Regions from separate parts of the Homo sapiens genome. Here region 1 is linked to region 2. A link is a loop called in an ENCODE intact Hi-C map of the cell type or tissue named here. Cell type or tissue: body of pancreas. All regions are shown on one strand. Each heading gives the region's core, and the rest is flanking DNA. Links, peaks and the distances in the headings are about the cores only.

Region 1 (15,712 bases), core at 3,339-11,338, 240 kb before region 2:
AAAGACAGGAGAAAGGTGAGCAATGAATATACTGCTCAGGGCCGACCCCAGGGCAGCCTGCAGGACCCTGGGAACAATAAAGGCCTCAGGTAAAATCGCTGCCACCAGCCTGGCAGGGAAGCTGGTAGGGTGGGCTCACTGGAGACGATTAATCACCTTCTGAATCCTGCTATTTATACTGTTAGAATGAGTCATAGGCCTGAACCCACTGTTTCCATGCCCCCTAACTCAGTGTGGACAGAAGCAGTTCCATCTGCAGGATTAGAGAGTTATCTCCCCTCTGCTCCTCCAGTGTCACCAGAAGGATCAGGAAGGCTTCCCTGTCCAGTGTCTCCTCTGCACATCTGCCTGGATTTGACTGGTTTGCCCTTTCCTTGGAAAGCAGATCTCTTGGGCACAAGACACATCCTAGAGCAGGGCATCGGCAAGCTTTTCCTTAAAGGGCCAGAGAGTCAATATTTTAGACTTTGCAAGCCTATACCTCCTCACCTCGGCTGAAAGCAGCCATGGACAATCTGTAAACAAATGGTTGTGGCTGTGTTCCAATAAAACTTTATTTATGGACACTGAAATTTGAATTTAATGTGTCACAAAATATTATTTTTTCCCAACCAATTAAAAATGTAAAAACCATTGATAGCTCATGGGCTGTAAAAAGCAGGTGGTAGGCTGCATTTGGCTCCTATTTTGCTGCCCTCTGTCTCGGAGTTTTTTGTTTTTGGACCCTTGTTTTCCTGGGTGCTTGGAGGAAGGGCACTGAAAGAATAGAAGGGTGCAGAAAGAGGAAGCAGGGGGCCTTGGGGAAACCATTGCTTATTTCAACATTTGGCCTTAGACAATCCTAAATATGGGTTTGGAGGGAGGCTCAGGGGTGTTGTCACTTCCCCTAACAACTCTGCCCCTCCCATCCCAAACCTGGAGGGTGTCTGAAACACGGGACTGAAAGCCCACTGCACAATGGACCTCTGTAGGCCCATCTTGCACCAACTGACATTGAAAGGCCTGTCTTTCAATGATGCATTTCTATTGAGCCCTGATCACTCCCAAATCCACATCTCTAACTTGAGCACACAGACTTACCCTGACCATCTGGCCCCCGAAAGACTTACTCGGCACACAGGCAGACGACCGAGAATCTGCAACAGCAGGCTTAGTTCCCGTGGGTGTTGAACCAGGCTTACTGGGATGGCCCCACTGAGGGCCTAGTGAGTGCCAGGCCCTGATCAAATGCTGTCTCCCCAGTCCTTCTAGCATCCTATGGGTTGGGTATTATGTAACCCACTTGCACACATCAAGAAATTACAGTTGGCAACAAGTTTCATGGTGCATGCAAAGCGCAGATTTGGAGACCCAGCATCAACAATCCAGAGGTTTTGATGGTGGGGTCAGCAGGGGTAGTGACCCTGCAGTAGGGCCAGGACTATTCAGAGGTCACACAGCAGCACCTAGTTGCATGTAAGCAGGTGAAAGTACTGATCTCACCATCTTGAGAGCTCCAGATAAGTCCCCCAGGACACTTGCCCTTTAGTGTCCCCGTTCCCCATGCTGCTTGCTCTGCAGCCTAGAACCCAGATTTAAACCAGGAAACAGAAAAGGGGAGGGGGTGAAGGTGCATTTTGGCTGTGGGTCTGAGCCATGTGTTGACTGGGCCTCTACCTACAATACAATCTCCATTTTTACCTCTACCTAACTCCTTTCTGCAGTTCTCAATTGGCTGAGAATCTGTATAGAGAAGGGATAATTAAGTGGCCTTTTTCTTTCTTTTTTCCCTTCAACTTTTATTGATTGATTGAGACAGAGTCTGTTGCCCAGGCTGGAGTACAGTGGCGTGATCTTGGCTCACTGCAACCTCCGCCTCCTGGGTTCAAGCAATTCTCCTGCCTTAGCCCCCAAGTAGCTGGGACTATAGGCATGTGCCACCACACCCAGATAATTTTGTTTTTGCCCAGCTAATTTTTGTATTTTTTGTAGAGACTGGGTTTCACCATGTTGGCCCGGCTGGTCTCAAACTCCTGACCTCAAGTGATCTACCCACCTCAGCCTTCCAAAGTGCTGGGATTACAGGTATGAGCCGCTGCACCCAGTGGGTTTATCACTCTTTTTTTTTTTCTCAGACTGAGTCTTGCTGTATTGCCCAGGCTTGTGTGCAGTGGCGTGATCTCAGCTCACTGCAACCTCCACCTCCCGGGTTCAAGCGATTCTCCTGCCTCGGCCTCCTGAGTAACTGGGATTACAGGCTCCTGCCACCATGGCTGGCTAATTTTTGTATTTTTAGTAGAGATGGGGTTTCACCATGTTGGCCAGGCTAGTCTTGAACTCCTGACCTCAAGTGATTCACCCGCCTCAGCCTTCCAATGCGCTGGGATTACAGGCATGAACCACTGTGCCCAGCTTATCACTTTTTTGTTGTTGTTGTTTTGTCTTGAGACAGAGTTTCGCTCTTGTTGCCCAGGCTGGAGTGCAGTGGCACCATCTCGGCTCACCGCGACCTCCGCTTCCCAGGTTTAAGAGATTCTCCTGCCTCAGCCTCCCAAGTAGCTGGGATTACAGGCATGCGCCACCACACCCGGCTAATTTTGTATTTTTAGTAGAGACGGGGTTTCTCCATGTTAGTCAGGCTGATCTCGAACTCCTGACCTCAAGTGATCTGCCCCCTCGGCTTCCCAAAGTGCTGGGATTACACCCATGAGCCACTGTACCTGGCCTCCCACCACTTTTTTTATGGTCTCCTTAAGGCAAGGACTGAAAGCCCAACAGGGAAGAAAAAAATTTCATCATCCATCAGCAAAATCAGTATCTGCAGCTCAAGTGACATTCCTGTTGAGTCCATAAAGAACCTATGGGGGTGACCAGAGATGCCACCAAGGAAGGCTAGGCTGCTGCACTAGCCCCACCTGACAGGACAGGTAGCCTCTATCCTGCACCATTTTTTTTTTTTGAGACAGAGTCTCGCTCTGTCGCCCAGGCTGGAGTGCAGTGGCGGGATCTCGGCTCACTGCAAGCTCCGTCTCCCGGGTTCATGCCATTCTCCTGCCTCAGCCTCCCGAGTAGCTGGGATTACAGGCACCCGCCACCACGCCCGGCTAAATTTTTTTTGAATTTTTAATAGAGACGGGGTTTCACCGTGTTAGCCATGATGGTCTCGATCTCCTGACCTTGTGATCCACCTGCCTCGGCCTCCCAAAGTGCTGGGATTACAGGCGTGAGCCACCACGCCTGGCCCATCTTGCACCATTTTGCCATGAATCATGGTTAGGAAGGGGCAGGAGAGTGGCGGGATGACAGGCAAAAGGGAAGAGCTGGTGTGATGTGGCCAGAAGTGGGTCTAGATAGAACTCTTAACTACCCAGACTCCAAGCCTGCAAGGCAAGGACAGAAGAGGAAGGAATGCTGAGATGTTTTGGGGATGCGGGGGGAAGGATGAGTTGGATTTAGATCTCCTGCTTGAGGGACCAGCTGCAACCTGCCAAATTCGGTCTCTTACTACCTTGCCCTGGACTAAGACAGCTCAGCCAGAACTGCCTAGATCTCTACTGGCCAAATGCCTTATGAAGGGAGGCTGGAGTAGGGAGAGGAATTTGTCACTTAAGCATGCAGGCCAGCTAGGCTCTTACAGGCTGGCCAGTCCATCAAGGAAACAAGAAAGCAAGCAGCCAAGCAACAAGTGTGTTTTAAGAATCTGCTGAGAGGCTGGGCTCAGTGGCTCACACCTGTAATCCCCTAATTTTGGGAGGCTAAGGTGGAAGGATCACTTGAGACAAGACCGTGTTGCTACAAAAAATAAAGAATCTGCTGTGTATCCAAAACAATCTTGAAAAAGAAAACAAAATTGGAGGACTCACACTTCCTGATTTCAAAACTTACTACAAAGCTATAGGAATAAAGACAGCGTGGGCCGGGCACGGTGGCTCACGCCTGTAATCCCAGCACTTTGGAAGGCCGAGGCGGGTGGATCATGAGGTCAGGATATCGAGACCATCCTGGCTAACATAGTGAAACCCCGTCTCTACTAAAAATACAAAAAAAAAAAAAAAAATTAGCCAGGCATGGTGGTGGGCGCCTGTAGTCCCAGCTACTCGGGAGGCTGAGGCAGGAGAATGGCGTGAACCCGGGAGGCGGAGCTTGCAGTGAGCCGAGATCGCGCCACTGCACACCAGCCTGGGTGATGGAGCAAGACTCTGTCTCAAAAAAAAAAAAAAAAAAACCAGGGAATAAAGACAGCGTGGTACTGGCATAAGGATAGACATATAGATCAACAGAACAGCAAGGGCAGATTACACAAATCAACAGACTGAGAGTCCAGAAACACACCCTCACATTTATGGTCAAATGATTTTTGACAAGGGTACCAAAATAATGGGGAAAAAACGGTCTTTTCAACCAGTAATCCTGGGACAACTGGATACACACCTGCGAAAGAATGACGTTGGACCCCTACCTCACACAATATACAAAAATTAAAATGTACCGAACACCTAAATGTAAGAGCAAAAACTAGAAAACTCATTTGATTTTTTTTTTTTTTTTTTCTGAGATGGAGTCTGTCTGTCACCCAGGCTGGAGTGCAGTGGCGCAATCTCAGCTCACTGCAACCTCTGCTGCCCAGGTTCAAGCAATTCTCCTGCCTCAGCCTCCCTGAGTAGCTGGGATTACAGGTGCCTGCCGCTGTGCCTGGCTAAACTTTTTATATTTTTAGTAGAGACGGGGTTTCACCATCTTGGCCAGGCTGGTCTTGAACTCCTGACCTCGTGATCCACCCGCCTCGGCCTCCCAAAGTGCTGGGATTACAGGCGTGAGCCACCACGCCCGGCCTTGAGCCACCACGCTTGGCCTTAGAAAACTCACAGAAGAAAACATAGAAGTAAATCTGTATGACCTTGAATTAGGCAACTACTTCTTAGATATGACATCAAAAACACAAGCAACACTAGAGAAACTGGGCTTTGTCAGACTGGGTGCTGTGGCTCATGCCTGTAATCCCAGCACTTTGGGAGGCTGAGGTGGGTGGATCACCTGAGGTCAGGAGTTCGAGACCAGCCTGACCCAATAGGGTGAAACCCTGTCTCTACTAAAAATACAAAAATTAGCCAGGCGTGGTGGTGGACACCTGTAGTCCCAGCTACTTGGGAGGCTGAGGCAGGAGAGTTGCTTGAACCCAGGAGGTGGAGGTTGCAGTGAGCCAAGATCGTGCCACTGCACTCCAGCCTGGATGACAGAGCAAGATTCCATCTCAAAAAAAAAAAAAAAAAAAAAAAAAAAAAAAAAAGGAAGGAAAGAAGGAAGGGAGGGAGGAAGGAAAGAAGGGAGAGAAGGAAGACTGGGCTTTGTCAAAATGGAAAACTTTTGTGCTTCAAAGTAACATCAAAAAGAAAGTGAAAGGATAATTCACAGAAAGGGAGAAAATATGAACAAATCCTGTCTCTGACAAGGGACTGTATCTAAACTACATAAAGAACTCTTAATACTCTTAATAAACACATGAAAAGATGCTTAGCATCATTAATCATCAGGAAAATGCAAATCAAAACCCCAGTCACATTCCACTTCACACCCACTGGGATGACTATAATAAAAAAAAGTTAAGTTTTGGCAAAGATGTGGAGAAATTGGAACCCTCATACATTTTTAGTGGGAGTGTAAAATGGTGTAGCCACTTTGGAAAACAGTCTTGCAGTTCTCCTCAAAAGATTAAACCTATGACCCAAAAACTGCACTCCTAGGAGTGTATCTAAGAGAGAGAAAAAAGACACATCCACACAAAAACTTGTACATAAATGTTCATAGCAGCCTTGTTCATAAGAGCCAAGATGTGGAAATAACCCAAATGTCCATCAGCTAATAAATGGATAAATAAAATGCTGTTATAAATTCATACAATGGAATAGTAATCAGCCACAAAAGGGAATGAAGAAGCAGGAGGTCTAGGTGGGAAGGTAAGACAAACACCCAGGCAACAGCAGGGACATCAGGTGCTCAGTGGAGTGGTTCACATGCCAAGAGCTGTGGGAGCTGGGGGTTGGTGGGAGGAAGACGTCAATGTGGGGAATAAATGATCTCCGAGGCTCTTCCTCCCACCGGCTACACTGCTAGGGCAAGAAGAAATATGCCCTAGAATCTTCCTGGAGTGCTTCAAATGGGTGGGGTTAGCTGGTACACATTCATGTCTGTGGTAGGCCTACACAAGTGGGATTAACATGTGGTCATTTGGAATCATGTTGGAAATGTGATGGATCAGCATTTAGAATTGGTTAATCTGGTGCCTTCCATCCTTGTGAAGGGATAACTCACTGGGACTGCAGAGGAGGGAAGCAAACCAGAGCCTTCAGGGCTGCTGCAGTATAGCCTTCATCTTGCTACTGCCCCAGCCACATCAGGGCTCCCCATCCAAGGCAGATGCCTAGCTATCAGAAACCCTGTTATGTGCTGATACTCCCTGGTGCTTCTTCTCTGCCTCCACGATGAGCGCCTCCACCCCCATCCCCCGCCCCCCAACAGGGCTGGAGGTGAAGACCCAGGCCTCACACAGTGTGTTGCCTCCACTACAAATCTCAGCCTCTGATTCCCCCCACTAGGGGAAGTGATTATTAATTTCTAGGCAGGTAGACAGGTAAGTCACAGACTTTGAGGTTGCTTTCAACTACTGAATGAAAGAAAGATGTCAAAGTGGATGTCTTCCAGGTGCCAACCTTGAAAACTATTTCAGACCACGGATTAAAAAGCCCATGGTCTGATTTTAAAGTATTATGGGGGAGATGACTTCTAGACTAAGGCCATTGGTCAAGTCTGCCTTCTAGTCCTTCTCAAGAGAGGGCAATCAGCATAGTAAATGCTGTGCAAATGGCAATGGGTTGAATTCTCCCTGCCCCTAGCTCTGGAGAATCCTCCTTCAGGCATCTGAAAAATCCCTCAGCTTTAGGGGACTGGCCAAGGTGTTGGGTGGCCCTGCCATCCAACCAACTCACCACCCATCCACCCACTCACCCATTCACCCATCAATCTGATATTTTATCTACCCACAAGTATTTATTGATCACCTGTGTGTGGAGGACGCTGTGTGAAACATGAGGAAAACCACCCAGAAAACCACTCTAAGAGAGAGAAGAGTTGCCAGAGGCAAGCTGACCCACACGAAGTGTGACGAAACAGTCGAAGACGGTGTGTGACACAGACAAATTATATCATGAGTAGGGGTAATCAAAAGACAGAAAGGAAAAACAAATGTGGAAGGAGGAGGTGGCTTCACAGACAGGCTAAGCAGGGTGGGTGAGAGGACACACACAACCGAGAGGCAGTGAGGAGCCCAAGCTTGGGCCGCAGGGAGACAAGCTGCCCACTAAAGGGAGGACTGGAGGCGAGGCCAGGCAGGCTGGGGTGGCCTGGGCAGCAAAGGCAGCGTCTGACGGAGTGAGTGTTACTGCACTTTCTTTTTTTCTGAGCAAAAATACATTCAGGTTTCATGAGGCCGTTTCCAGATAACCTCATTATTTCTAGTCTTCTCCATGGTCGTCTTCACTTCCCCTTAGCAGGGGAAGAGCCTGAACTTTAAATTAGTCATGAAAAACAAGCTCGGTTCAGCTGACTCTGCCAGTCAACATTTCCTGGGGCTGCCAGAAGCCTCTCAGTCCCCTACCTCCCCTTACCCTCTACTCCGAGACTAGCCAGGGCTCTCCACCCACCAGGGCCATCAGAGCCCAGGCTCAGAGCTGGGATTCCAGGTGGGGCACTCTGTGAGTACATTCATGGCCATGCTATCAAATGCCATCATTTCAACCTTTACCACCAATTAAAAGCTCCCAGCTGACCCCTACTGGAGACAAATGGCCCAGAGGAAGGTCAGTGTCCTAAGGAATGGAAGGGGATCATCTCCCCAGCTGCAAAGAACCCAGTAGGAAGTCTGGGTCGGGGAACATAGGTGTTTGTGGTTAACAGTCTCTGTCCTTTATCTGAAAATTTAAAAAATTTCATCAAAGAAGAACCAAATGTGCTGGCCAGAGCTCTCAAGGGCAGCCCTAGTCCCAGCATGCACTGGGCCAAGTGCCAGGGCCGGGTGCAGCACCAGGACTATGGCCCACCCTCTCTCTGCCCTCGTCCCTGTCTGTGCCCTTGTCCACAGCCATCCCTTCCCCCAAATCCCTACCTGGCCATGATATTAAGTCTGGGGGGAATTCAGACTTCACCGGGCCCAGGTGGACCCCTCTTCCTTTTTTTTATGTTTATTTTTTTGAGACAGGGTCTCACTCTGTCGCCCAGGCTAGGGCAAAGTGGCACAATCACAGCTCACTGCAGCGACCTCCCAGGCTCAAGTGGTCCTCCCACCTCAGCCTCCCTGGTGGCTGAGACTACAGGCACAAACTACCATGTCCCCCCTAATTTTTGTATTTTTTGTAGAGACGGGTTTTGCCACGTGGCCCAGGTTGGTCTTAAACTCCTGGGCTCAAGTGATCCACACACCTAGGCCTCCCAAGGTGCTAGGATTACTGGTGTGAGCCACTTTGCCTGGCATCCTTTTTGTTTTAAGTCTTAGAGCCTACTATTTAAAAGAAAGTATATGCGGAGGCAGAATCCAAACACACACAACTTGGGTTCTAAGCTGAGTTGTGTCAGCTAAACTGTACTAAACAGTCCCTTTGCACCCCTGTCTGGACTTACCAGCAGTGTCTGGACAGGGGTGCAAAGGGACTATTTAGTACAGCTCACATGGATTTAAAAAAAAATCAGGGCAATTCTCATAAAGATCCAAATTTCTAGCATCTTTTGAAAATTAGGAAAATCAGACTGTGGTGTCTCTAGGCCTGCATTAGAAGACGGCAGCAGCTGCTGGAGCAGAGCGGTGGCCACGCCTACAGAAGGCGGATGCTTCCAGCCTGGGACCGCCCTACTGCCTCCCATCGCGCGCCTTTCACGTGCGTGCTCACTTGAGTGGTCTCTGTGGACATGTGAGTTGGTGACCCCTGTGAAATGGTACTGAAGAAGGCAGCTGGCCCCAGGCCCTCCCCTTACTTTTACAGGAGAGAACACTGAGTCCCTCAACCAAACCTCATCTCAGTGGTCTCCCCACACTGCTATCTGGGCCTTCCCCCTCCCTCCAACTCTCTTGGCTTTGATTCACTCACCATTCCCTGCTCTGGGGTCCCTTCTTCCTCCTTTTCACTTAGCCTGCCGGCCTGTCCCTCAGGACGCAACGCAGATCCTGTGGTGTTTCTCAGCCCACTGGGGACTTTTTCTCCACTGTATCTGCACAGTGCTCAAGGTGTTCACAGATGCTGAGGGGGGCACTTCATGGCTGAACCCTGTGTCTTTCCTTTCCCAGGACTGTCTATAAAACCAACACTGGGTACTGCCCAGATACCACCCGCTTAGCACTTGACTGTGGTCTTATACTATGCAATTTACTTGTGACTTGCATTTTCCCATTGGGGAAAAATCCAAGATTGCAAGAATAAGGTCTAGGTAGATAGAATTATTGTTGCCATTTTATACTCAAGGTGACTGACATTTAGATAAACAACTTGTTCAAGATCATACAGGATACAGGTTGCAAGTGGTAGGGCCAGATACAAATCCAGGCTTATCTGACTCCAGCACTCCAGCACCTATATTCTTTTTTCTTTTTTTTTTCTGTGCAGACAAGGTCTGGCTCTGCCACCCAGGCTGGAGTGCAGTGGTGTGGTCTCAGCTCACTACAACCTCCATCTCCCAGGTCAAGCCATCTTCCCATCTTAGCCTCCCAAGTAGCTAAGACTATAGGCACACCATCATGCTTGGTTAATTTTTGTATTTTTGGTAGAGACAGGGTTTCACCATATTGCCCAGGCTGATCTTGAACTCATGAGCTCAAGTGATCCACCTACCTTGGCCTCCCAAAGTGCCGGGACTACAGGTGTGAGCCACTGTGCCCGGCCCAGCACCTACATTCTTGACCACTTTGCTAAGCTGCTCATAAGTACTGAATACATGGATGGATGGATGGATGAACAGAATGATTATTTTCCGTTTTCCATTCTGTGCCCCTCCTCCACCCTGCCCAGTGCCCCAAGATGCTGATTTCAATAGACTGCCTTACCCAGGTGTCCTTGCCACCGGGCTTCTAGCTGACTTCTCCTAATGTGAAGGGAGCACTGGTATACTGGAGGGTAGAAGTGAGAGGAGTTGGCGGTATTTCTTTCTTGCACCCTCCCCAGAAAGTTGCGAAGATTCTAGCAGTGGCTGCATCCCTCATGGCTAGGGCACCTGCTGGGCAGCTCCTCCTCCCTGACTTCCACTATTCCTGGGGTCTCCCTTTCAGCCAGAGGGGTGGGAAGGGCTTCCTACTGTTCTTGTCTGTAGGTGCCTCAACATCATGACTGCTTCCCTTCACCCATGGTTCTCAGCCAGAGGGCACACTGCTCCTAGGGTACATCTGCCCGTGTCTGGAGACATTTTTGGTTGTCAGAGTCAGAGTTGGTGGTGCTACTGGCATTTAGTAGGTAGGGGCTAGAGATGCTACTCAACATTCTACAGTGTTCACGATAGCCCTACCACCCCAATTAATGTCCACAGTGCCAACGATGAGAAGCCCTGCTGTAGGCCTGCCTCCAATCTCACACAACCGCAAACAGTCCCTTCGTGAACGTCTCTGTGAGTGCTCAGTCTAGTACGCCGGTCTCTATTTGGGGCAGATGTGGAGGGGCTCATCTCCTCACCTCCTTTGTTCTGAAAGGCATCCCCTAGTTCACCCTTCCTCACCAGCTCCTGGGCAGAGAGGTGGCCACAAATGAGAAGCAGCCCCTTCCCAGGCACAACCTGCCGCAGAGCCCTTTCTGTCTTGAGGGGAAAATGTGATTCCAGGTCTGAAGGGAAGGGATACAACACCATCATTTGAAATTTTAAAACTACTTGAGAGAAAACCCTTTAAAATTCTAAGAATTTGCCTTTTCTTCATGCTTTAGCTATTTTCAAATGGAACAAATGGCCTGGGTTCCCCAGAATACCTGCAGGTCCAGTTCCCAAAGAATACAAACTCCACAGAAGTGTTACATGCCTAAAACCTATGACTGCCTGATGTAAACATGTTTCCTGGTGACCTATTATGAAACCAGAAATACCCTAGCAAATCCTTTGTTTTCATTTAAAAGAAAAGATAATTTCAAAATCTTTATTATTATTTTTAATCAACAATACATTCCAAAAAATCTTTATTTTTAAAGTTAAAATAACTATGATTTTAAAAATGTGGGCCCACCTCAAAACACTGGGTAAATAAAATTTTTCCCCTGATTTTAAAAATGGACACAGCCAATATGAATGAAAATAAGCAATTCATAAGAGTTAAAAAGTGTGCACTTCTTATTCAATAGGGACATACTTCACCAAAAAGGGACTGATAAATTATAGCCAGTTAACAGTACACTCAGCTCAAACCCTAGAAAAATACTTGCATTTGTTCACTTCAAACCACAGTAGCAAATAAGGAATGGATTCAAACAAATATTGCTCTCAGAAAATACCATCTGTGAAAAAGACGTGGTTCTCCAGGGGGCTTACAACCTGGAGCTGTCACAGCCTCCAGCCCTTCCGGGTGCTTCCATTATACCCAGTTTTGTGTGCACCTCACTCCTGTTTCCTGTGGCAATCTCTGGAGCTCAGCAGGAAAGGGTACGGCACCCATGGGCTGTTCATGTGGGCTTCATGGCTGTTCTGGAGCAGGTAATAAAGGCCAGTCCTTGGGGCCCTGGTGTGTGAAGGGACAGCAGAGCAAGCAGTGGGCCCTGTCCAGCCATTTTGGCCTGCATTTGGCATTCTTGCATTTGGTGACGATTCCTTTGGGGCCTGAACTGTGTCAGGCCTTTCCTGTGAAAAGTGCAAAGCCAGTCCCTCCACAGCAGATGAGTCCCTCCCTATGCCTGCTCCTTGATGATTTCACTCTGCAGAGCCTCCCAGAGGGTTCGATCGCCTCCAACTCTGACCAGGTGGTAAGTGCCTTGCACTTCATTCCTATCTGCATGGCCACTCACCCCAGAGCACTCCTCCTGGACATGGCAGCACCCAGCCCTCTTCTTTCCTCCCTACCCCTGTGTCATGAGCCAGTGACGGAGGCTTCCACAGACTGGCAAGTGCTGGGCAACCTGAGGTCTGCCTTCCATCAGCCTCCTCTCCTCTGCCTGGGCAGAGTTCACCAGCTCTGAGGACACATTCCACATTCCTCACTGACCAGCCTGGATCTTGAAACTTCTCTTTTTCCTTTCCTTGAAGTCACTTCAGTTTTCTTCAGCTTATTTCACTACTGGAGCTTCTTTCTTTCTTCTTCTTTTTTTTTTTTTTTTTTGAGACGGAGTCTTGCTCTGTCGCCCAGGCTGGAGTGCAGTGGTGTGATCTCGGCTCACTGCAACCTCTGCCTTGTGGGTTCCAGCGATTCTCCTGCCTCAGCCTCCCTAGTAGCTGGGACTACAGGCACATACCACCACGCCTGGCTAATTTTTGTAATTTTAGTAGAGACAGGGTTTCACCATATTGGTCAGGCTGGTCTTGAACCCCTGACCTCAGGTGATCCACCCGCCTTGGCCTCCCAACGTGCTGGGATTATAGGCATGAGCCACCACGCCCAGCAACTTCTTTCTTTTATAAGAAAGTAAGTCTTCTTGGCCTGAGCTCCTAAGACTTACTGGTTCCTTCTGAGTTCTTTGTGAAGCTTCACTGGCCCTCATTGTCACCTGCCTGGTTTCCCACTCCCACCCTCAACCCTCTGAGCTTACTCAGGGCTTCAGGTGGGAGAGAGGAAAAGCAAATGACTGATTCATTTCAACAGAGCTGTCATGAGCAAAAGGCACTGTGCTAGTCTTGAAGAATGTGCCCAGTCAAGGTACTGTAAACACAGCACAGAGCTCAAGAAAGGGGACTGCTTGGCTCCCAAAACACACTGGTGGGATATGGGTGGGTGGTGCAGATGGTCCTGAGGTGTAACTGAAGACTAGAATTTGAAAATCAGAAAAACTCAAGAAGATAATGTTTCTCTCTTGAGGACTTTAACATTACTGCCTCCCAGCTTTATGCAGAATCCAGAAAGTGTCTTACTAGATACTCGCCTCCCAGCCTTATCCAGAATATAGAAAGTTCCCTTACTAGGCGCCCACCTCCGAGCTTTATCCAGAATCCAGAAAGTCTCCTTACTAGGCGCCCGCCTCCCAGCCTTATCTAGAATCCAGAAAGTTTCCTTACTAGGTGCCCACCTCCCAGCCTTATCTAGAATCCAGAAAGTCTGCTTACTAGGCGCCCACCTCCCAGCCTTATCCAGAATCCAGAAAGTTCCCTTACTAGGCACCCGCCTCCCAGTCTTATACAGAATCCAGAGGCTGGACGTGGTGGCTCACGCCTGTAATCCCAGCACTTTGGGAGGCTGAGGCAGGCGGATCACTTGAGGTCAGGAGTTTGAGACCAGCCTGGCCAACATGGCGAAACCCTGTCTCTACTAAAAATATAAAAATTAGCCGGGCACGGTGGTGGGCGCCTGTAGTCCCAGCTACTTGGGAGGCTGAGGCAGGAGAATCACTTGAACCCGGGAGGTGGAGGTTGCAGAGAGCTTAGATTGCGCCACTGCACTCCAGCCTGGGTGACAGAGCAGGACTCGTCTCAAAAACAAACAAACAAACAAACAAACAAAAAAAAACAGAATCCAGAAAGTTCCCTTACTATAGGCACCCTACCTCACCCCCTAGGCCTTTACAGCTCTAAATAGAACAAATACAGTTTATGGTAATGCAATGACCAAATCAAGGTATAAATGACTTTTAAACTCACAACATGATTTTAAGATTTATAAACAGTGTTCAAAATGAAAATGCCTGTGATTTCAAAATTTCTGGGAATTTTATATCTTGAAATGGAGTTTACTCCCCAGAGCTCTCAAGGCCTTTCCTATCTGTCCCCTGTGGCCAACACTCCCCAGCAGCCTCCCTGGAGTGACTACATTTCCCAAAGGCATGGGAAATCACCGCTGACATGGCCCTAGGCTGACGCTGAGTGTGGAGAAGCCTGGAAGGCAGGCAAGAGAAGGGAGAGGTCCACAGAAAACCTTTCAGGAACATGCCAAGGAAGGGAGAACAATTCAGAGTTTAGAGGGCAGCAAGACTCTGGGTTTTGGGCCAACTAAAAAGGAGGAATGCTCAAACTGTTGCGGGATGGATTGAAATTACCTGCTAAGAGGAGCATTTGAGTCTTAAGGGTTTCGAGACTCCAGGGGTCCACTGCCCAGAAAACTTCCCTTCCTTTAAGCACCAGGTCTTCAGTGGAGAAGCTGGGAGGAGGGACTCCAGGAAGAGGCAGGCTGTTTTCTACTTTTCAGTGAATGTTAATAGTGAAGATAATCAGACTACACTGAAAATGGCAGCACATGAAAAAAATTCAAAGTAACCGACCCCAGAAGTCATTTTGTTAGTAACACTAAAAACTGCAAATAACAAGACAATGACTGGGGGAAATTGTGATTTGGTGGAAACAAACACAAAAAATAAAACTCACAAGTTCTAAAACTGGGCATGAAAAGTCCTACTGACTAAAATTGTTGAATAAAAATAAAATCACTATTAAAGGCTGGGCACGGCCGGGTGAGGTGGCTCATGCCTGTAATCACAGGACTTTGGGAGGCTGAGGTGGGGAGATCACCAAAGGTCAGGAGTTGCCAACATGGTGAAGCCCCGTCTCTACTAAAAATATAAAAATCAGCTGGGAGTATTGGCAGGTGCCTGTAATCACAGCTACTCGGGAGGCTGAGGCACGAGAATCGCTTGAACCCAGGAGGCGGAGGTTGCAGTGAGCTGAGATCGCGCCACCGCACTCCAGACTGGCGACAGAGCAAGACTCCGTCTCAAAAAAAAAAAAAAAAAAAAAAAAAAAGGGGGGTGCTGGGCATAGTGGCTCATGCCTATATTCCCAACATTTTGGGAAGCTGATGTGGGAGGATCACTTGAGCCCAGGAGTTCAAGCCCAGCTTGGGCAACATAGTGAGAACCTGTGGCTACAAAAAATTTAAAAATTAGCTGAATGTGGTGGTACATGCCTGTGGTCCCTGCTACTTGGGAAGCTGAGGCGGGAGGATTACTGGAGCCTCAGAGTTCAAGGCTGCAGTAAGCTGTGATCACACTGCTGTACTCCAGCCTGGGCGTCAGAGCAAAACCCTATCTTAAAGCAAAACAAAACAAACAAAAAAAAAGTTGATATTTAAGAAAATAAAGGAGAACTTTAGGAAATGCCTTCACTGCTCCATACAGAAATATATATATATATATATATATATATATATATATAGAGAGAGAGAGAGAGAGAGAGAGAGAGAGAGAGAGAGAGAGAGAGAGAGACAGAGAGAGAGAGAGACAGAGAGAGAGAGAGAGAGACGGAGTCTCGCTCTGTCACCCAGGCTGGAGTGCAGTGGCATGATCTCGGTTCAGTGCAACCTCTGCCTCTCGGGTTCAAGCGATTCTCCCACTTCAGCTTCCTGAGTAGCTGGGATTACAGGCGTGCACCACCATGCCTGGCTAATTTCTTTGTATTTTTAGTACAGATGGGGTTTTGCCATGTTGGCCAGGCTGGTCTTGAACTCCTGACCTCAGGAGATCTGCCCGCCTTAGCCTCCCAAAGTGCTGGGATTATAGGCATGAGCCACCACGCTCGCTCAGTAAAGAAAATTGATTAAGGAATTAAACTGGATTGTAGGAGTTACGATGGAAAATAATTTCTTGAT
Region 2 (15,712 bases), core at 3,455-11,454:
TAACCATAGGTTTTTGCACAAATATTAATGAATACAACGCTTTGAAACACTATATGGAAAAGTGAAATCCGGTGGTGTTATTTGGATCTTTTTACCATTTTCTACTGAATAACTAACTCCATTTGGCTGAATAAGCAACAAAATTAAATATTTTTTAAAGGCCCTAAGAGAAAGTTCTCCAATAAAGGGTCAGTAAAGCTTTTAGTAAAAGACTGAAAATGAGGTCCTCCTCACTGCATTGCCCTCATTTTCACTGCTACCAAAGCTACCCAATTATACTCACTGCTACCAAAGCTACTCAATTATACTCAATCAGCATTTACACAGCGCTTTAGGATGGGCAAAAAATTTAAAATACAATCCCCCACCAACTTAAGAATTTGGTATCTGAGGGCATATAACAATTCACAAGAAACAATACCACCGCAAGAAAGAGATGGCATACAGAATCTGGGGCACATCAGGAAGGGTCCTAAGGAAAGGAAGACCAAGTGCTGGGATGACCATTACCACATTTATTCCTCACAACTCTAGAAGCAGATACTATTACCATCCCCATTTTATGATTGACCCTGAGATGAAGAAACTGAGGCCCGGGGGACTAAAATAAATTGCTCAAAGTCAGAGCCAAAAGTTAAGTCTAGGTCTCCCTATCTCAAGATGCATTTTTAAAGCAACATCATTGCCTACCTACTATATTAGGCAGATCCTAAATAAGGCACTGGGATACAAGGGAGTATGAGCCCCGGACCCTGTCCTCAAGCAAGTTGGTCAGGTCAGGGAAAATTTCCAAGAGGAAAAAAGCTTTGGGTTGAACCCAAAGGATGGGGGAAATCAGCATACTGTAAGCAAAAGAGGAGGGACAGGCACTGTAGGAGTAGAAAAAGCATGAACAAAAGCATAAAAAGGAAAAGCCCGACAAGTTCAAGGGAACAATAGGGAGATTGGCTTGATTAGAGTGTGTTTATTTGTTGGGGTGGGAGAAGTTAGCCAGCAGGGGCTTAATAAATATTTGTGGGTTTGAATAACAGCAGATAAGGTGAAAAGGGCAGGTCCAACTTACAGAGGGCCTTGAAAGCTAAGCCGAAGAAAATACAATTAACCAACAAATAATGTGGACAAACCTGAAATCTCACTAGTAATAAAAACAATGCAAACTGAAAAAAACACGGAAATTTCCCCCTCACATTCCCTTAAATGAACATTAAAAAAAATTATTATTCTCACTACTAGGAAGACTATACATAACTGGTAAATTTGTAAACTGATATAATCTTATTTTTTAAAAGGCTTGGTTATTAGTTTCATTGAATGTTTATATTCTTTAACCCAGCATTTTCGCTGCTGATCATTTATCCCCTCAAAAAATCCAAAAAAACATGCCTCTCTCTGCATAAGAGAATATTCCCTGCATCACTTTTTATTATGTGGAAAATCAGATGGAATGTAATGCTCAATGATAAGTAGGTGGTTAAAACAAAAAAAGTTTCTTAGAAAGTGTTTTAAAAACGAAAAGGACCAATTAGATGGGTATGACTTTAGACTGTAGGCAACAGAAAGCTAATAAAAATTCCTGAGTAGGAAGGTGACATGGGAAAAAATGTTTTTCAAGAAATCCGACAAGGGCCGGGTGTGGCTCATGCCTGCAATCTTAGCACTATGGAAGGCTGAGGCAGGCAGATCACTTGAGCTCAGGAGTTTGAGGCCAGCATGGGCAACATGACAAAACCCCATCTCTAAAAATAACACAAAAATTAGCCAGGTGGGGTGGCACACCTGTAGCCCCAACTACTTGGGGGCTGAGGCAAGAGAATTGCTTGAACCCAGGAGGTCGAGGCAGCAGTGGGCTGAGATCGCCCCACTGCACTTCACTCTGGGTGACACGGTGAGACCTTGTCTCAAAAAAAAAAAAAAAAAAAGAAAGAAGGAAAAGAAAAGAAATCTGACAATATGTAAATAGAGTCTGAGGCCAGTTATAACCTTTGACACATAAATTACACCTAGGAGAATCTATCTGTAGGAAATAACCCTACACATTAAAACATTTTATACGTAAAGATGCTCACCATACCATTACTAATAATATTAAAAACTAGGGGGGAAACGAAATGTTTAATAGTAGTAGAATTATCAAGTAAACTACGATTTGTCCATTATAAGGAATGTTACTTAAGCACCTCTTAGAAGATGAATGATTACATAACTACATGAAAAATGCCTCCTATAAGCGAAAAAGGGAGGATACAAAACTGTGTGTATATAATAATTAGTAATATACCTTATAAAAACTGAACACTCACGAATGAGAAAATGACAGGAAAATGCAACAAAATGCTAACAAAAATTGTATTTGAGTGACAAGAATAAGACTCTAACTTTTTCATATTCTCCATTATTTTAAATAAGCATATACTACTTTCAACATAAAAAGAGGGAACAAAAGTGAAACAGATAGAGGCAACAAGACCTAGCCTAGACCACAGCATAATCCATTCATCCACCTGGCTTTGGAAGACTCCGCAGTTTCACTAGACTTAGCTAACCTGTAAAATCAGCAGTGAACTGGTAGCAAGGAAGAGATAATCTCAGTTGAAGAATATTTGTTTTGAATATAAGGAAACAGAGCTCATCTATGGGATGGGTAGTGATAATGGGGAGGACCTGAGGGACAAAAGACTGACCGTAGTAAGAAAAAATAAATGTAGGAAAAGAGTTGGAGTCTATAGGCCTACTGAAAACATACAGGTGTTTTTCTTCAATTCACACTTGGACTCAGGTCTCTAAAGGTCCGTGGTTCTCCTAAGTAAATATACCAAAAATTACAAATTTCAGGGGAACAGAGAATATTGCTAAATACTCATTTACTGTCACCCCCCAAAATAAAAATATTGACAATTATATCATAGAGTATCTCTGATTATAAAGAATACACACCTGGCTGGGCATGGTGGCTCACATCTATAATCCCAGCACTTTGGGAGACCGAGGCAGGAGGATCACTTGAGCCCAGGACTTTGAGACCAGCCTGGGCAATGTAGTGAGACTCTCTCTCTACAAAAAATTATAAAAATTCGCTAGGCAGGGTGGTGCACATCTGTAGTCCCAGTTACTCGGCGGCGGGGCTGAGGTGGGAGGATCACTTGAGCCTGGGAAGTCAAGACTGCAGTGACCTATGATTGTGCTACTGCACTCCAGCCTAGGTGACAAAACAAGACTCTGTCCCAAAAAGCAAAATAAAGTAATATAAAGAGTACATATCTAAAATTGGTAAGTTTCTCTGAGAAGTAGGGAAACCTCTTGTAAACAGCAAACACAACTCCAAGCATTTCCTAATATATAGGCTAAAACATATACATCATAGACAGAACATGTAACAACAATCAAACACTTACTTGAGTTATACTAGAATAATACTATAACATTTGGTTCCTAATTAATGATTGTTCCCTCTTCTTCGTTTTTATCACTATTGTCACTTCACAATAAGACTTACCTGTTCTGTAATGATTTTGTGCCTGTTGGTTTTTGTTTTGTTTCATTTCCAGCACACTGTATGCTCCCTAAGAATAAGTTGCTAATGCCTGCACTAAGTCTGGCATACAGTTGATCCTTAATACATAATGAAGATATTAGATCATGCACACAAACCCACTCAAGACTAAGATAAATGAACCAAGAAACATGTTTCCTTTTGCTATTTTGATTAAAGAAATTCTACAAAGAGTGATATTATACACAAGGCCCTGAAAAACCGTTAAACTTCGATTTAACAGGGATTGGGGGAAGAAAAGTTTCCAGAGAAAGAAACCTCCATAAAAAATGCCATGGATGTCATGGAATTTGATCTTCATGGGACAGCCAACCAGTTTGGCAGTGCATGACAGCACAATTTTGAAGGTAGCCAAGGCTGAAAACAGAAAGGTTAAAAACAGGCAAGTATTTAAGTATGATATCTCCAGAGATGGAAAGCCCACAACTTATAGTCATATGGCAATTGAAATACGTTTTTCCAAAGACATAAATGCTATAAATGGTGGCACTGCAGACAGCCCACAGAAATTACTTCACCATTGAAACACTACACTTTTGCAACAATTAAAAATTGAAACCTATGCTACTATAATATTGATAACTAATCAAAACAAGAGAATCATTGAAAGAACCTCTTTTATTTCCTTGAAGTGTTTGAAGCTAAACGGAAAGTTGGCTTAATTAAAGCATGAAAGAGATGGAGATGATGACCTGGTGCTAGGTTTCTGGGGAAAACCGGGCACTTGTCACTCTTAAAGGCCAGTGACAATGTGTTTTTAGTACATATAACTTCATTTCCAAATACAGCCACCTGTCACTTAACAACAGGGATATGTTCTCAGAAGTGTGTCATTAGACAATTGCATTGTAGTGTAAACATCGTAGAGTATACTTATACAACCCTACATGGTATAACCCATTACATAGCTAGGCTATATGGTATAGCCTATTACTCCTATGCTACAAACCTGTACAACATGTTATTGTACTAAATACTGTAGGCAATACTAACACAGTAAGTATATGTGTATCTAAACATACTAAGCATAGAAAAAGAATAAAATATGCTATAAGAGATAAAAAAAAATGGCACACCTGTCTAGGGCAGTTACCACGAATGGAGCCTGCAGGACTGGAAGTTGTTCTGGGGTGAGTCAGAGTGAGTGGTGGGTGAACATGAAGGCCTAGAACACTGCTGTACACTACTGGAGACTTTATAAACACTGTATCCTAAGGCTACACTAAATTGATTTAAAAAATTTTTTCCTTCTATAGTAAATTAATCTTAGCTTACTGTAACTTTTACTTTATAAACTTAAAATTTTTAACTTTTTGATCTTTTGTAACAAAGGTTAAAACACATTATTCAGCTGTACAAAAACATTTCCTTTCTTTATACACTTATTCTATAAGCTTTTCCTATTTTTAAAATTTATTATCCTACTTTTTAAACTTGTTTGTTAAAAAGAAAACATGAACATTAGCCTAGGCCTACACAAGGTCAAGATCATCAATATCCCACCTCTACATTCTGTCGCACTGAAAGGTCATCAGGAGCAATAACAAGCATGGAGCTGTTGTCTCCTATGAGAACGACACCCTCTTCTGGATACCCCCGAAGGACCCGCCCGAGCCAGTTTTACAGTTAACTTTTTTTTTAATAAGTAGGAGTACACTCTAAAATAACAATAAAAGATATATTATAGTAAATACATAAACCAGTAACATCATCGTTTTGTGTCAAGTATCACATTATGGTACATAATCGTACATGTTAGGCTTTTTTTTTTGAGACAGAGTCTCACTCTCACCCAGGCTGGAGTGCAGTGGCGCGATCTTGGCTCACCACAACCTCTGCCTCCTGGGCTCAAGCGATTCTCCTGCCTCAGCCTCCCGAGTAGCTGGGATTACAGGCGCCTGCCACCACACCCAGCTAATTTTTGTATTTTTAGTAGAGACGAGGTTTCACCATGTTGGCCAGGCTGGTCTCAGACTCCTGACCTCAGGTGATCCATCTGCCTCGGCCTCCCAGATTACAGGGATTACGGGTGTGAGCCACCGCGCCCGGCCCATGCTTGACTTTTATACAACTGACAGCACAGCAGAGGTAGGTTTTACACCAGCATCACCACAAACATGCGACTAACACATTGTGCTGAGACATCATAGGGGATAGGAATTTTTCAGCTCCACTATAATCTTATGGAACCATCGTCATATATGTGGTCTGTCATTGACTGAAATGTTATGTGGGGCATGACTGTACAGGTAGGAGAGGCATATCATCAATACTGCTCTGTGTTTGTAAACCATGACCTGAATCACTTAGTGTCATATGGATAGAGCAAAAGAAGGAAGAAAGATACAGAAATAGATGACATTTTCTCACCTTAATGGAAGAAGAATTAAAGAGATGGGGGTTTAAAGAGGATGTGTGTTTTAAGACTGTGAGAAAGAGCTCTGTTCCAGGTACAATTACACAGTGAAGCTGAAGTGAGGAAATGGGAGGAGTGGAACATGCAGGCTCTTCCCCTGAGAGAGAGGAAAGGAGTTCACAGAGTACTGACAGCTTTCCACTTTGTTTTAGAGTTACGTTTACAGCCGAGTTCAAGTGTTATCTCTCCTCCTCCACTCTTCCCCAAAGATTTCGACCATATTTTATAAATGTCTGTACTCCCCTTAGTACTCAGATCCTTGAACCTTGCAAACGTCTGTGCTGAATGAATGATGAAGAAAAAAAATGTTGAATCATCTAAACAGGACACTAATCATAGAAAATGGAACCAGCGGCATAAGAAGGCTTTGCTTATAGGGGGCAAAAGAAGAAATCAAGTGAATTGAAGGAGGGAAGTATGCAATTGACCATTTATATGTATCTAAATCAACTTCAGGTATTCAGAATTTGAGTGATCATAGAGATAAATAAAAGAAAGATGAAGATGTCTGAAGAGTATTAGATGCTTCTAGAATTGTGTTTATAGAGTGGAAAATTCTAGCCCTCCAAGATTTAGTAACCTGTTTCTTTCTCAAGAGAAGTTAGTCTGACCCCGTCTTCTACTAAGCCTGAGCGGTCTGCCCTGACCCAGACCGCCTCATGGACCACTTCTATAGAGGCAGTATATGCTGAAAAAAACATTTAGAGTTTAGAGGACAGAAAAGAAAGAAACGTAGCAAACAGAGAAAGAGAGATTGTTCAGGACAACTGACCTAAGTTGAGTTCAGAGACCAAGAAGTTACATCAAAACACTTGGTTCATAAATAAAAATAATTAATAATCCCAACAAATTTAGAAAGACGGCTGGGCATGGTGGCTCACACCTGTAATCCTATCACTTTGGGAGGCTGAGGTGGGTGGATCACTTGAGCTCAGGAATTTGAGACCAGCCTGGGCAAATGGCGAAACCCGGTCTCTACAAAGAATACAAAAATTAGCCAGGCATGGTGTCACGCACGTGTAGCCCCAGCTACTTGGGAGGTTGAGGCGGCGGGAGGATGGCTTGAGCCCAGCAGGCAGAGGTTGCAGTGAGCCAAGGTTGTGCCAGCCACTGCACTCCAGCCTGGGCGACAGAGCTAGGCCCTGTCTTAAAAAAAAAAAAAAAAAAAAAAAACCTAGAAAGACTATTTGACTTCACATTATTTGGCCTTACAAGAAGAAAATCAATGTGATAATATAGAGGTGAAATTCGAAAGTGAATTAGAGTTTATATTAAAAAACAATGTTAACATTCTGTTAGCTTGTTAGAGATTAGCTCTGAACCAGGGAGACATTTCATATTGCAGAATAGCATTTTCGTGGTTAGGAACTGATTACATTCTACTCAGAATCTCTATTTTAACGTTCTACAAAACTTAGTAAAGTCATGTGTAAAGACACACACTTTGTTCCTGGGTGAGATTTTTATAATGCAAGCTGCTTACAGGAATGAATTTTATGGAATCATATATCTAGACACTTGTACTACTTCACATCTTTTAATAATTACATAAAGAAAATACATAAAAGAAAAACATATTTTCCTATTAAGCTAAAATACTACATACATAGTCTTAAGTCACTGTTCTTAACACAAACATTTTCAGAGCTTTTCAGATAGCCTAGAAGAATGTAGTAGCACACATGATTAGTTGCCTAATCAATATTTATTCCTCTATCTCATCCTTCCTCTTAACAGAACTGATTTTGGTTGGGTATTCACCCTTCTGAGTAGTCACGTGCTTCGGGGAGGACCAGCACCAACCCCAGACCCAACTGATGAATCCTATTAGTCTAATTATAGTGGATCTATTTCTATCACCAGGGATAAGCTGGGCCATGCTAAGATGTTAACTCTGGCCAACAAGATATGAAGAAAAGTGTGTAGAGTGTGGAGGTGGGAACATGGGAACATAAACAGGAGGAAATGCTGTTGCTCTTAAAAAGAAACAGAAATGCACAAGGCCACTGGGTATTGTGCCTAGACACTGCAGTGTCTGGATATGATGGCTGGAACTGAAGCCATCTTGCAACCATGAAGGAAGCTTGCCTGGGGCTCATGGCATCACATCAAGGATGGCACAGCAGAAACAAGAAGGGAAATCGGAGTCTCTGATGATGTTTTCAACCTCAAAAGAATCAATCCTCTTTAAAATTTCCTGGTTATATATGGGATAGTAAGTTGTCTGTATTTAAATTTTGATTTGGGTTTACTGTTATTCGCAGCCAAAAGGATTCTAGCTGCATAAGTCTGAATTATTTCAAGCCTCTGGGTAAATGTTAACAGACGGTGCTATTACTGTGGGGATTAGGAATGACAACAACAGAGTGTGCTACTTAATTTACTAGCAAGACTGTATTTCAAAGCTGGTTACTATGTTATGTCGTTCTCCCTGTCGGCACTCTTCACCCACCCCACAAACAGATACATATATCACAGTCATGCAAGTTAGGTACTAATCTTGCTGATCAGTTCACCAACTGTATTATAGGCACTATCTTCCCCATACTAATGGTCAAATCATTGGGAAAATGGAAATTATGTTCTTCTGACAAAATGTTAGAAGATTCTAACCTAGAATATAAAGTTCATTCTCTCAAAGAGGCATTTTGGTTATTATAGAATTTTTAAAGGTCTACAATTATGAAATTTTCCTAGATTCAAATGTATTGACTACCTACTATATGTAGGACGCTATTTTACATTTTTATCTGACAATGTGGGATAATTTACAGTGTATTTAGCTGTAACTAAAACTAATCCTTTCTGTTGCTGCCAAGATATATCTCAAATATATATGTCTTTCTCACAGTAGATATATCTACTGCTCCTAATAATCAGAAATATGCCTTTCACCTGCTTTAATCAGTATCCCGACAGCAGTATTCCCCAAACTGTTGGATGGAAAAAAAATGGCAATATATGTTCTTTGAGAGAGAGAGAGAGAGAGAGAAGGGAAGAGAGAGAATCTCCATGGTCAAATAATTTAGGGAAATGCTCATACTGCATGCTATATCCCACTCTTGATGATTCTCAAAACACATTATAGCACAGGTCTGAGAAACCTGTCATTATTTAATTCAGCATTTCTAGTCAGTGAATAACAGAAAAATCTATTTTTCACTAAACATCTCTTAATTTCTTGAGAAAACTAGTATTCGTTAAAACATAGGACATATATTCCCCATTAACATAGCTGCTACTCAATTTAGAAGTGGCACTCCCTTTCAAGGCCTTGCATCACATTCTCCATGCCCACCAGCCAGTGGTACAGAATGCAATCACTTCTCAAATAATTCCTAAAGCAATGGTTTTATCACAGAATACTCTGATACAAAGACTTCTAAATGAATCCCAATGTTCTGTAAAATTCAAACTAGTCTCCTGACATGTCTGTTTTCCACACTCACTGATAGTCTCAGAACCTACTACAGTGCCTATGCAGACTAAGTGACCATGAATCCTTGCTCTAGGAATGAATGACTGAATGAACACTTCCACATGTCCTCTCTTTCCTCATCTGATTCATCTTTTAATTTTCTTAGACATGTACAATGTGTGTTCCAACTTCTACATCTCTGTTTATGTTACATGATCCCATATGCAACACCCTCTTCTCTACCTATTGAAATCCTGACCATCCTTTCAAGTCCGGATTCAACCCAGACTGCTACATGGAGAATGGCCTCATCCTCCTCTGACCTCTTATCCCCTGACAGTCAGTGCCAGAGAGTTTGATTCTCACATTTCCTAAACTAGTTTCCATGTTGGTCTTACCTCTCAATAAATGGTAAACTCCTTGAAATCTCAGACATGTTATAAACTACTTTTGTATATACCAGGATGCCAAGGTCCATAAGGAGTATTCAATGAAAAAATTAAGAGTATATTTTATTTAAAAGTTCAATGTATAACAACAATAGCTGGAAATTCCTGAGATTTCCAAACTGTACATTACTCAAATCAGTAGTTACAAGGACCAAGTTCTGAATAAAGAAATATTATCCAAGTTCTAAAGAAACTGTTCCCTCTGGCTTTAACCTCTTAGACTCCATTTTCTCATTTGGAAAATAGCTCAGTGGTATTGCTCTACAGGTATTGAAGGGGCAAGAAATACTGCTTGTAAACCCCCTGATAAATGAAGACTTTATCTCATACTCCTGGAAGCAATCCTGACGTCTTAAATTATGTAATCCTGGTATTACATTATATTAGTCTGGCCCATATAAAATGTAAGCTACAAAAATACCAAAGCTAAGAAAAAATATTTACTCATGCTTTTACTAAGATGCAGAAAGAGGATACATGCATTGCCAAAATTCCATAGAACATGCTCAAACTAAAGCAACAATGCCTTAGTTATTAAAGAAGGCAATAGCCTGAAGCAGTACTTAGAAATAAAGATTACTTCGTCCACGTAAGAGTCAATATTTAAGAACACAATGACTAATTCCCACTTCAAGTTCATGAAAACATTTCTTTTGAAGAACTTCTTTTCAGTTAAAAACTTTATTTGTGGTTCTCCTACCTGTAATCTATGAACCTAAGAATGAACAAAAACTTGAAACATGAAACTCTCTAATAGGCCAAAGTGTCAGTACAGACTTAATTCTGACTTTAGGAACATCTCAACCAGGGTTACACAAAACTTGTACTTTACCTCTCAGTCTCCAAAAATACTCATTTATCTACTCTGCCTAAAGAGTAGATAAATGATTGAATGTTAATTCTACAAACAACTCTGGAAAATGCATGAATGACACTCCAGACTATACCAAAACACTAGAGCTCTTAACTTACTTTCAAATCATTAATATTTATAATCTTATGATAATTAAAGCACCTCTTTGAGAAAATTAACTTCATACTTTAAATCAGAATCATCTGAATCCAAACTACTATTACTGTTGCTAACAGAAACTTCATTTCTAAATAATCGACTGATTTTTTAAAATGTTTTAGTTGAGCTTATTGTGAACTAAAAATAACCATTAAATTCTATCACCAGCACTAGCTCTGTGACCTTACACAAATTGCTTAACTTTTCTGCACCTCAATTTTCAGATCTGCAAAATGAGAATGAGACTGGATGACTTCCTAGGTCCTCTCAAAGATAAAAACAAATAATAATAATGGTTATTAGTATCATTTTAATTAAAGATATCAATGAAAGACATAAGCACACACTCTAGAGAAAGAGTTAAGTCTAGAGAAATCATAAGAATTATCATAAGCCTCAAAATCCTCTATCAATAGCACCAAACTATTATCAAACATAAGAGTTTTATAGAGATAAATGTTAAAAAAAAAAAAAGTTAACTTCTTGCTAGCAACACTGATATCCTTATTGGGGTAATTTCATTCATTCTCTACTTTCTAACCAGAAAACTAAGATTTCTACCTTCATAGTTTTACGACATTCCCGGTTGACATTAGAAACCTTGAGCCTTGCTCCTCTCCTCCCTCACCTCTGTCTACATGAGAACAGCGAGGGGCTCATTGAGGTAAATAACATTCATGCACCAAAAAATACACATCCTTATTGTCTTTTACCGTCCAGATAAAGAATCTTAAAGTCAACCCAAAACAAAATTCTCCTCTGGTTTACTCCTACCTTTCCTGCTAAAATCAACCTACTATGTGGGAGATTTGAGATTATTGGTCAACATTCAGACTTTGGGTGAAGTGGCTAATTTCCCAAAGAGTCTGACAAAATAAAATCTAAAGCCAACTCCAAAAAGGTGACACCCTGCCCATGAGGGAATCCGTTGTTTGGTGTGTAACAGCATGTGCTCTGCAGATGGAGCTCGCTTTGTGTTCTAGTTCTGCCACTTTCTGGCTGTATGGCCACAGGCAAGTAGCTAAACCTCATGAGCCTTAGGTCCCTCTTCTGTGAAATGAGGATGATACTGCCTACCTCGCAGAGCTGTGATCTCGGCTAAGTTAGACATGTATAAAGGGTCTGGCATGGCCCACGCACTAAAGAAATGTTACCTTCCTTCACAACTTCTCCTGTCCTTCTACACAACTGAACAGAGACTCCAGCACCACAGATAACTGCCATATTCTTCATCAGACTTGGAGTCCCCTAGGGCAGAGAGTATTTCTGATTTATCTTTGGATCCCAGTAACTAGCAGAGGGCCTGGCCCAGAGTAAAAACATAATAAATGCTTGTTCAGTGGAGAAAATTAGAACTGTTTGGGTTTGAGGATGTTAATATTACCCTGGCCGCTCACGCCTATAATCCCAGCACTTTGGGAGGCTGAGGCAGGCGATCACAAGGTCAGGAGTTCAAGACTAATCTGGCCAATGTAGTGAAACCCCATTTCTACTAAAAAAAAAAAATTTCAAAAAATTAGCCAGGTGTGGTAGTGTGCACCTGTAATCCCAGCTACTCGGGAGGCTGAGGCAGGAGAATTGCGTGAACCCGGGAGGCAGAGGTTGCAGTGAGTTGAGATCCTGCCATTCAACTCCAGCCCAGGCAACAGTGCGAGACTCTGTCTTGGGGGGGAAAAAAAAAAAAAAGAAAAAAAAATTACCCCGGCCACAGTCAAAAGAAAATTCTGTTTTTCAATTTGGCCAAATAGGGCTTGCTACAAGTTACTATGTAGTTCGAAGCAAATAAGCTATTCTGAATTCTAATAATTACATTCTCTAAAATATGAAAACCCAATTGCCCTGCAGCTTTCAATTTTAGTTTTGAGAATTCAATTCTTTCCCAAACAATAGCGTGGGTAACCACAGAAACTTGTGGAATCTCTTTTCCTAGAAAACATGAAGAACAGGAGAGAAGCCAGTCTGTCTGGAAATTGCTTCAAAATCTCTCTATAAGCACGATGCTGGACTGGATTAGATGCCCCTTGAAGGATCCTTCCAGACCTACACCACTAAAATGCTAAGAAAAATAACTAAAATAATTCTCTATCACTTATACCCTGGAAAATAAAATAAATACAATTTAACATCTCCCAACATAGTCACTAGAAACAATTTTACTTGGATCATCCCATGATTTTAGAAACACATTTTCTTCTTAAATTGTACTAAATTATCCTAAGCTATTAATTTGAATATGAGCTCTCTTTAATAAGACAGAATAGAGATTGTACTTAACACAGTAAACAAAACTATTATTTTGTTCCTCTTTCAATCTACCTGTTTCCATGTACCCCAAATCTACTCATTTCCCAATGCCTTGTAAAAAATACTACTTCCCCCCAACATATACTCCACTCAATTCTACCATTTATAAATTTCTAATGTGTTCATCACTCACATCACATTGTACAGGTGATTTTTATATGGTGTCTCCTATTTGTATCTGACTCACATGTAACAATTTTTGTCTTCCTAACTGAACTGTAAACTCCTTGAGTAAGATCCAAGTTTTATATTCTTCATGTACTCCCCTATTATGTTAATACTGAGTTCATGATAAGTGCTTTCAAATTCTCATTGGCTCACTGATTTAAGGTGGAGAGTGTGCAAAAGCTAGACAATGCTATACATTAAGAACCTGCATGAAGCTTTGGCAAAGCACACTCCAAGAAGTCAAAAATAAACCTTTTCTGATTGCTACATATTGACATGTATCATTTAGCTGGGACTCACAGCTGAAAGTTAATACACACAGGGGCTAAAAGGAAAGACCTAGAGCTAAGCGCCATATTAGTTTAGCTCCTGTCCTGTAAGAAATGAGGAGCTATGAAGCTGAGCTCACTCACATGGAGATGGAGGCTATTTTAGAAAACATGCATATTGCACAGGTTGCAGAGCTTTGCTGGTTCTGATTTTACATAAAATCAGTTCTTCATTCTGTCAGGCCAAGTCAGTCACGCAGCAATAAACAGAAAGGAAAAGAGCTTTAAAAGTTAAAATGTAATAATATTACTTTAAAAGCACAAGTGAAACTTCTGTTTTCTCATTCTTTAAAACCCAAAAAACACATCTAAAATAAGACTAATGGGTGCAAAAATTCAGTCATTACAGGTACCCTCTACACACTTACAAAGGATCCTCTGCTCCTTTCTTTATATATGAAACAGGAACTTCTTGTCTGTACTATGCGACAGGGACTGTTCTACGGCACTGGGAATACATCATTTTACCAAACTTACAATTCCAGTAACATTATGTAAAGCCTTACTTTAGTATTTTAAAAAAAGAAAAGACCTCAGGAATATTCCAAACCTTATTTTACAGAGAAGAAAACCAAAGCCCAGAGAGGTTGGCTATTTTGTCTCAGTTGATTATAGTGGTTATATTGTAACAAACGCAGGAGTAGAAACCAGATTTCTTATTTCTCCTCTAGTAACAAAATTTACTTATTCATTAGGCAATTATTCCTATATGCCTTCTATATGCCAGATACTATGCTAGACTCTAGGTACCCAAGAATGGTTAAGATACTGACCTTGTCCTCAAAAAGCACGGTCTTAAGAGCAAGACAATCAGATGAGTACAATCACAGAAGTGGTAACAGAAAGAAAAACCAAACTATATCTCTAATTGCCTAGGACTTCCAATATGTTAAAGAAAATGAACTTCTAATAGTTTGTTTTATCCTCACAATAGCCCTAGGAGTAGACAGCACAGATCTTATTATTCCTGGTATATAGATGGAGAAACTGAAGTGCAAAGTGGATAAGGGGGCCTATTAAGGTCATCTCCAGTGGCAGCAAAATGCCTAGAAACCAGGTTTGTTTACTCCAAGTCAGACCTTTATTTCCCATTAGATGGAAAAAGCAGATGTTCTTTTTATGTCCAGTTCCCTCTGACCAAGAACACACATTTCCAAATTGCGAGCAGGACAATCTGTGGTTGTGAAAGGAAACAACTGACTTGTGAGGTGTGTCACCGGCTGAGGTTAGTTATCCGGTGGATAAGTAACCAACCAAGATATCATTATTACTAGCCTTCTTAAAGTGCCCATTACGTACCCAGAACAGATGAAAAAGGTCCTTCCTTCAGAAAGTTAATATTGGAAGGAACAGGCATATAAACATTTAAACAAAAAGTGACATAATTAAACAAACTAAAACTAAAAGAACCATCACAAGCAACTGCAAATTTAAGACACTAAAGGTTTTGCAAAGCAAACCTAATGGGAGCTGCCAAGAAATATATCTTCATGGGTTAAACAGGGAACAGAAGCCTTGTACACATAATGGTCCATACCGATCTTCAGATTACTAAAATTAAAAGCTCTCACATTCTTCACAGTTAAAAACTTCTCATTCCTATTTCCTTTTTTCTAGAAATCTTATATATTTTGTAATCTTTCCTATCCAAGAGGAATAAATTTATAATGGAGGTTTCCATCATTGTAACTTTGGCAAAAAATTAAAATTGTATAGTATCACTGCCCTATTCTTCCTCCCTCAGATACAACCTAAATGAGGTTTTCTCATTTTCTGATCATTTTCTCCTATACATAGTAAAATGTATATATATTTATATATATATTCAAGAATCACTTCATAAAAAACAAAAAAAAATTTTCTTCAAGTTCAGTTTTAAACATTAATTTTACTTGTTTGATGACTTAATATCATATTTCATTTATACCAGTATTTATCAAGGCCTTATAACATGACCCAACTGTTTTAAACTGTAGCACACTGGAGAATTATTAACAAAATAGACAAAGCTAAGGAGAAACAAATATTAGTGATTTCAAGTTAGTGACAGGAAGAATTTCTTTAAG

Evidence for each region. Peaks named below come from ENCODE experiments on the same cell type or tissue, not always from the same donor. Only the 100,000 strongest peaks of a DNase experiment are listed, where the experiment ranks them.
Region 1: a loop joins it to region 2, with 2.6 times the contacts of the local background. A loop is called at or near these places in 53 of 110 quality-filtered maps.

The regions. Positions count from the first base shown.
Region 1 is chr2:43,232,887-43,248,598 of GRCh38, forward strand. All of the region lies in intron 36 of THADA (THADA armadillo repeat containing), which reads right to left. Among named protein-coding and RNA genes, the nearest start is that of LINC01126, 14 kb to the left of the region's middle. In body of pancreas, for the core only: a CTCF peak has its summit at 7,801 (motif pointing left); no DNase peak of the experiment used is centred there; H3K27ac peaks cover 1,692 bases.
Region 2 is chr2:43,468,308-43,484,019 of GRCh38, forward strand. All of the region lies in intron 26 of THADA (THADA armadillo repeat containing), which reads right to left. Among named protein-coding and RNA genes, the nearest start is that of THADA, 120 kb to the right of the region's middle. In body of pancreas, for the core only: no CTCF peak of the experiment used is centred there; no DNase peak of the experiment used is centred there.